2 separate regions of the Homo sapiens genome follow, and region 2 is linked to region 1. A link is a contact called in ENCODE Hi-C or POLR2A ChIA-PET data. All regions are on one chromosome and are shown on one strand. The core of a region is the stretch at or near the end of the contact, and the rest is flanking DNA. Distances in the headings are between cores, read along the strand shown. Region 1 holds the start of ATP8B1-AS1 (ATP8B1 antisense RNA 1). Region 2 overlaps ATP8B1 (ATPase phospholipid transporting 8B1).

The links. Hi-C counts contacts between places; a loop is a spot of excess contacts on that map. ChIA-PET counts read pairs that join two places held with the same protein, here RNA polymerase II (POLR2A). Pooled maps may share reads with other maps.
Region 2: a loop to region 1 is called in a map of mammary epithelial cell, with 9 times the contacts of the local background. The contact joins the enhancer-like site here to the promoter of ATP8B1-AS1 in region 1. A Hi-C loop is called at or near these places in 2 of 168 maps with a recorded cell type or tissue (HepG2 and mammary epithelial cell) and 6 of 50 pooled maps. POLR2A ChIA-PET finds 5 or more read pairs at or near these places in 10 of 52 experiments (AG04449, B cell, H1 and 7 more).

What each region holds. Positions count from the first base shown.
Region 1 is chr18:57,628,567-57,631,904 of GRCh38, reverse strand. It overlaps ATP8B1-AS1 (ATP8B1 antisense RNA 1), which reads right to left and starts at 1,574. Exons shown (of 3, transcript NR_164148.1): 1 at 1,387-1,574. RefSeq lists enhancers at 1,313-1,802, 1,326-1,826, 1,873-1,922.
Region 2 is chr18:57,710,804-57,714,141 of GRCh38, reverse strand. All of the region lies in intron 2 of ATP8B1 (ATPase phospholipid transporting 8B1), which reads left to right. Among named protein-coding and RNA genes, the nearest start is that of ATP8B1-AS1, 82 kb to the right of the region's middle. RefSeq lists an enhancer at 485-987. Within about 2 kb of position 1,486, at least 24 of the 41 ENCODE cell types and tissues checked have a DNase peak (open chromatin) inside an H3K27ac peak, as active enhancers do; they include PC-3 and PC-9, where a contact is called at or near this core.

The DNA of each region.
Region 1 (3,338 bases), core at 325-2,824:
GTGAAGATTAGATTGGAGAGGTGTGGGGAATCCAGAAGATGGGTGGAGAGGTTAGCCAGAGGGAGGATGTGACTTGCATTGCACTAGAGGGAAAGGATGGATGCCAAAGCACGAGAGTTTGCAGGTTTCAAGGGAGGGCTGTCAGACAGCATCCATTTAATAGCTTGAAGCAAGAGACTGGTCATTTGCTGAGATTTGGGGCTGTGGGAAGGACCTACGGTTTGAGACATTCTGAAATGCTGACCAGAAAGCCCACTGTTGGGGGAAGACAGGTTTAGTGGGAAGGGCAAATTGAGAGACGAGGTCCACCAAGCAGCTCTCAGCAGTTTGAAGGCTTCAAGTTGTTATTCATGCATATCATGGAACAAAAGAATAACAATGATTAACCATTAATGCCATTTATATCCTAATTCAGAAAGCTTACTGGATGTCAAGTACATGTTAGGCATATTTTGGTATAGCTGATCTCATATTATCCTCACAATAACCTTCCCAGTGAAGGGTTATTATCACTTTATAATTGAAACATCTGTGGCTCAGAAAGGTTAAGAAACTTGACCAGGCTCACCAAGCCAGAAAATGAGTTCTGTGATCTATGGAACGTATCTGGCTTCATTCAGAGCTCTAACGGTACAGGAGTTACCATTGTTCACCCTCCTTAAAGAATGAGCATCCAGCGGGACTTTAAAATAACTGTAATTTTTTTTAGTGAGAGACAAGGTGCTTACAAGCAAGCAGCTTGCAATCATGAAGCCTGGGAATCACTGAAGCAAATCTAAGTGCTTAAACTTAACTACAGGAAAAGGAAAGTTAAGTTTTCGGTTCCTCAAATTAATATTTTCATTGTAATGATAATTTCCACTTTTAGTTTGCCGTTTACAAGCCAATTTTATTTTTTATTGCATCTATCTATCATCTATCTATAATTTATTTATTAATTAGAGACAGGGTCTCTCTCCGTAGCCTCAGGCTGGAGTGCAGTGGCGTGATCACAGCTCAGTGCAGCCTCGACCTCCATGGCTCAAGCGACCTCCCACCTCAGCCTCCTAAGTAGCTGGGACCACAATCCCATGCCAATAAGCCCGGCTAATTCTTGTATTTTTTATAGAGGGGCGGGGGCGGGGGTGGCTCACCACGTTGCCCAGGCTGGTCTCGAACTCCTGGCCTCAAGCGACCCTCCACCTCCGCTTCGGCCTCCCAAAGTGCTGAGATTACAGGCGTGAGTCACCGCCCTCGATCTCATTTAAAATATAACTGAGATTTTCCAACTGCTTCACTGATTTGTTAACTAAGTGAACTCTGCTTGGACCCCTCCCCGATTCCCGGTACTGGGACAGGGAAACGAGCCCTAGAGGCGCCCGCAGTGATGTTTGCCTGTTCTCTTACCGAAGCCTGTTATGAGGAGCAAAAAGCAGAATGTCCAAGAAGGCTCTTTGAAGATGTCTGTGAGTTTGCCTGGGGACAGCTCCTGGAAGGCGGTGTCCCCGCGACTAGGGCGAGCCCCGGATTCCCCATCATCCCGGACTCCCCAACACCCGGAGGCGCGGCGCCACGAACAGGACCAAGTAGGAAATGCAAGACCACGCGCCAGAAACGCGGAAGTGGCCCGGAGACAACATGGCGGCGCCGGCGTCAAGTGCCCTAACCCCGGACCGGCGGCCTGGTACGGTGGCCTGTGGGGGACGCCACATTAAAAGAACAGAGACGCTCATCCTGCGCCTGGTAGGGCGAAGTGGGGTCCGGTAAAGCGACCTTCAGCGCAAAGCTGAGGGGGCGCAGGGACCTAACAGCAAGGACCGCAGGGGGAGGCCACCCCTTGCTGGCCAGAATCAGAATGAAGAGACAGACGATAATGCCGTTCATTCTGGCCGTCCCGAGTAGCTGGGACTACAGGCGTGCGCCCACCACGCCAGGCTAATTTTTTAAAAATTTTATGGAGACGGGGGTCCCACTATGTTGCCCGGGCTGGTCTTGAACTCCTGGCCTCATGTGATCCTCCCACCATGGCCTCCCAAAATGTTGAGATTACAGGCCTGAGCCACCGCACCTGGTCATTCAACTATTATTTTAAGCCACACACTTCTGCATAATAGAGCATGTATTATTAGTCTACTATTGCCACACTAAAGAGGTGTAACAAAATGCCTCCCAAACTCAGAGGCGTAACCCAACAATCGTTTATTCTCACTTATGCATCTGCAGGTCACTGATGTGGGCTGAGTTCAGCTGGACGTGTCTCCAAGCTGAAGATTGGGTCCCTGTCTTCTCCATGTCTCAGCTTCCCTGGACCAGTGGGTCAGTCAGGGCGTGTTCTTCTCATGGTGGTTGTTCACAGAAAAAGCGGTCTTGATCCAGACCCCAAGAGAGGCCTCCTGAATTACACGCAGGAAGGAATTCAAGACAAGTTGCAGGGTACGGTGAGAGTTTATTGAAAGCGCCTCCATTACAGAGTAGGGCGTCCTTAGGAAGCAAGCAAAGGAATGCCCCGTCTTTGTTTTAGCTTTTTCTTTTTTTTTTTTTTTTGAGATGGACTCTTGCTCTATTGCCCAGGCTGGAGTGCAATGGCACAATCTCGGTTCACTGCAACCTCTGCCTCCTGGGTTCAAGCAATTCTCCTGCCTCAGCCTCCTGAGTAGCTGGGATTACAGGCGCCCGCCACCACGCCTGGTGAATTTTTGTAGTTTTAGTAGAGACAGGGCTTCGCATGTTGGCCAGGCTGGTCTCAAACTCCTGACCTCAGGATGATCCACCCGCCTCGCCTCCCAAAGTGCTGGGCCACTGCGCCTGGCCATTTTAAATTTTTCATATATAGGCCGGGCGCGGTGGCTCACGCCTAATCCCAGCACTTTGGGAAGCCGAGGTGGGCAGATCACAAGGTCAGGAGATCGAGACCATCCTAGCTAACACGGTGAAACCCCCATCTTTACTAAAAATACAAAAAATTAGCCGGCTGTGGTGGTGGGCGCCTGTAGTCCCAGCTACTTGGGAGGCTGAGGCAGGAGAATGGGTGAACCCGGGAGGTGGAGCTTGCAGTGAGCCGAGATTGCGCCACTGCACTCCAGCCTGGGAGACAGAGCGAGACTCTGTCTGAAAAAAAAAAAAATTTGATATATAGGGGTTTTGTCTATGTAAAGGCTAAACTAAGCTGTGTCTTTGTGCATGTGGTCTGACAGCATGACAAAATTTATTATTTTATTGATTTAAAGAAAACTCTCCTTGACATTTTAGTGTATAAGTACATTAAAGCATAACTATAATTATCTTGAAAGCATATATTACGGGTATTGGGACATCTGGTCTTTCTGTTGTTACAGGATTGTGTCCTTGCAGGTATCTTT
Region 2 (3,338 bases), core at 237-2,736, 82 kb before region 1:
GGTTACTGCTGATGTTCGGTAAAGGCCTATGGCCTCTTCAGTCAGCTTGTGGTAAATCCTTTCAGTCACCCTTCAGGGCAGTGAGCTCCCCTCTGGCAAAAAGCAAGTCCAGAGATGTCATCCAAGAACCTAAGGCCTAGACTCAGGGACCCCAAGAGGGGTCTCTATTTGTTGCTTTACCCCACTGTGGCCAAGGTGGTAGCAAGTGCAAGGCAGGCTGGGCGCAGTGTCTCATGCCTGTAATCCCAGCACTTTGGGAGGCTGAGGCGGGCAGATCACTTGAGGCCAGGAGTTAGAGACCAGCCTGGCCAACATGGCGAAACCCTGTCTCTACTAAAAATAAAAAAAATTAGGCCGGGCGCGGTGGCTCACTCCTGTAATCCCAGCATGTTGGGAGGTCAAGGTGGGTGGAACACTTGAGGTCAGGAGTTCAAGACTGGCCTGACCAACATGGTGCAACCCCATCTCTACTAAAAATACAAAATTAGCCAAGCATGGTGGCACACACCTCTAATCCCAGCTACTCGGGAGGCTGAGGCAGGAGAATTGCTTGAACCCGGTAGGTGGAGGTTGCAGTGAGCTGAGATCGCACCACTGCACTCCATCCTGGGTGACAGAGTGAGAAACCATCTCAAATAAAATAAAATAAAATAAAATAAAATAAAAAATTTTTAAAAATTAGCTGGGCATGGTGGTACATGCCTGTAATCCCAGCTACTCAGGAGGCTGAGGCATGAGAATTGCTTGAACCCAGGAGGCACAGGTTGCAGTGAGCTGAGATGACACCATTGCACTCCAGCCTGGGCAAAATAGCAAGACTCTATCTCTGAAAAGAAAGAAAGAGAGAGAGAGAGAAAGAAAAAAGAAAGAAAGAAAGAGAAAGAAAGAAAGAAAGAAAGAAGGAAGGAAGGAAGGAAGGAAGGAAGGAAGGAAGGAAGGAAGGAAAGAAAGAAAGAAAGAAAGAAAGAAAGAAAGAAAGAAAGAGAAAGATCAAGAGCAAGACAAAGCACCCTTTAATTTTCCTTCTGCTTTTCTCAAGCGGAAGGAATCTCTCACCATGGCCACCACAGCTGGGAATGTGCTGGGTCACAACTAAAGCCAGAATATCTTAGCCTCAATTAAGGCCCACAGCCTTGGATATTAACTGGGTATCACTACTGTTTATTCAGGGCTCAAGGGCTCTTTCATCAGCAGGTGATGGATCCTGCCAGAGCTGGGTCCTTGCCCTGCAAGGCAGCAGGCTCCCTTCTGATCCAGGATTGTCTAGAAATGTTGTCTGGGAACTAGGGCCTGAAACAGCCTCATGACCCTGCCTGGTGCCCTATCCTACTGTGGCTGAGCTGGTATCCAAGATGCAAGACAAAGTTCTCTTTACTCCTCCCTCTCATCTCCTCAAGCAGAAGGAAGAGGTCTCTTTTGGAGCAGTGAGGTTGGCGGGGAGGGGCCGAGCAAGCATTCCACTAGCTGCTCTGGCTGGTGTCTCAGTAGGTCATGTGCCTGCTAAGTCAACTGGCTCCAAGTCCAGCTCAGCACTAGGACTTGCCTAAGAGTTGTAGTTCATGGGGCCTACACTGCCTTTCAATTTTATTTAGAGCCCCAGGGCACTTTGGCCCTCGGTGACGAGGTTTGCCAGAATTCAAGTTCTGACCAAGGTACAGGAGATTCCCCTCTGGCTAGGGCTGGTCTAAATGCTCCCTCTATGGTCTGGCATCAGCTGAGTTCAGCCTGCTTTTGCTTTCTACTGTCTGTAACAGGGCAGCACTGAGTTCAGTGCAAAGCCTCACAATCGCTGCACTGTCCCTCTCCCAAGCGTACAGATTTTCTCTCCATGCCACACATCTGGTGCTGGGGCTGGGGGAGGGGTGGCATTGGCAATTCAAGACTATTTTTCCTACCCTCTTCAGTCCTTTTTCAGCAATATAAAGTTAAAACCAGGTACTGTGAGTGCCTGATTTTTTGGTTTTTATAAAGGTGCTTTTTTGTTTGTAGATAGTTGTTAAATTTGATGTTCCTATGGGAATTACAATTCGTGCGAGCTTCTATTTGGCCACCTTGCTCCTCTCCATATTCGCCATATATATATATATATATATGCCAATAGAGGGAAGGAGAGGAATCACAAACATTGCTTTAAAACAGTAATACATGTAAATGATCCAATTAGAAAAGGGTCCAGAATGAAAATGAAGTTTTCCTTCCTGCCTCTCCTGTCCCTCAGTCATGCAGTTTCCTTTCCAAAAAAAATACTGCTGGTCTGGGCACGGTGGCTCACACCTGTAATCCCGGCACTCTGGGAGGCCAAGGCAGGAGGATAGCTTGTGGGCAGCAGTTCAAGACCAGCCTGGTCTGCAAAGCAAGACCTCATCTTTACAAAAAAATTTAAAAATTAGGTACGATGGCGTGCACTTTAGTCTCAGCTACTCCAGAAGTTGAGGTGGGAGGATCACTTGAGCCCAGGAGTTCAGAGGCTGCAGTGAGCTATGAGCATGCCACTGCACTCCAGCCCAGGTGCCACAGTGAGACTTTGTCTTTTAAAAAAATGACAAAAAGAAATTACGGTTACCAGTTTCTCAAAATATGTCCTTCCAGAGAGATACACGTTTGTATGCGCAAAGAATGCTTGCAAACTTGCTTCCTCATATACCCATACACATATGCAGAAACAGATGTGCACGTGTGTGTACATATATGCATTCATATTGTGTATGAATTCTATGCATCACACAGCTGAAAGCACAAGATGGTAGATACCCTTCTGCTTTTGTCTCTTAACAGTGTAATTTGGAGGTAATTCCTACCATATTTATGGGGTCACCTCATTCTTTTTTTGCTGACTGCATAGGCTATCATTGTAATCGTGTTTAACTGGCTGTTCCCAGTAGGCATTTGGGTTGTTTCTAGTCGTTCTGATAAATAGGGCTGCATTGAAAATCCCTGCAGTAGGTACATGGGGGATATTTCCTAGAAGTGTGATTATTTGGTCAGTGCATGTGTGTGTTAAATTTTGAGATCTGGCCAAATTACTCTCCATAAAGGCTACCTCAGAGTGTCTGTTTCTCTGCTCTCTTTTGAACCTAGAATGTCATCCCAAGCATTACCATGTGCCAATGTTTTGCTATTATAGGATAAAAACTACTATCTCAGTGAAGAATTGCATTTCTCTTTTAGGAACCCAAATATCTTCTCACAGGTTTAAGAGCCATTTGAGGCCAGGTACAGTGGCTCATGCCCATTATCCCGGCACTTTGGGAGGCCGAGGTGGGCAGATCACCTGAGGTCAGGAGTTCAAGACCAGTCTGGCCAACATGATGAAACCCGGTCTCTACTAAAAATACAAA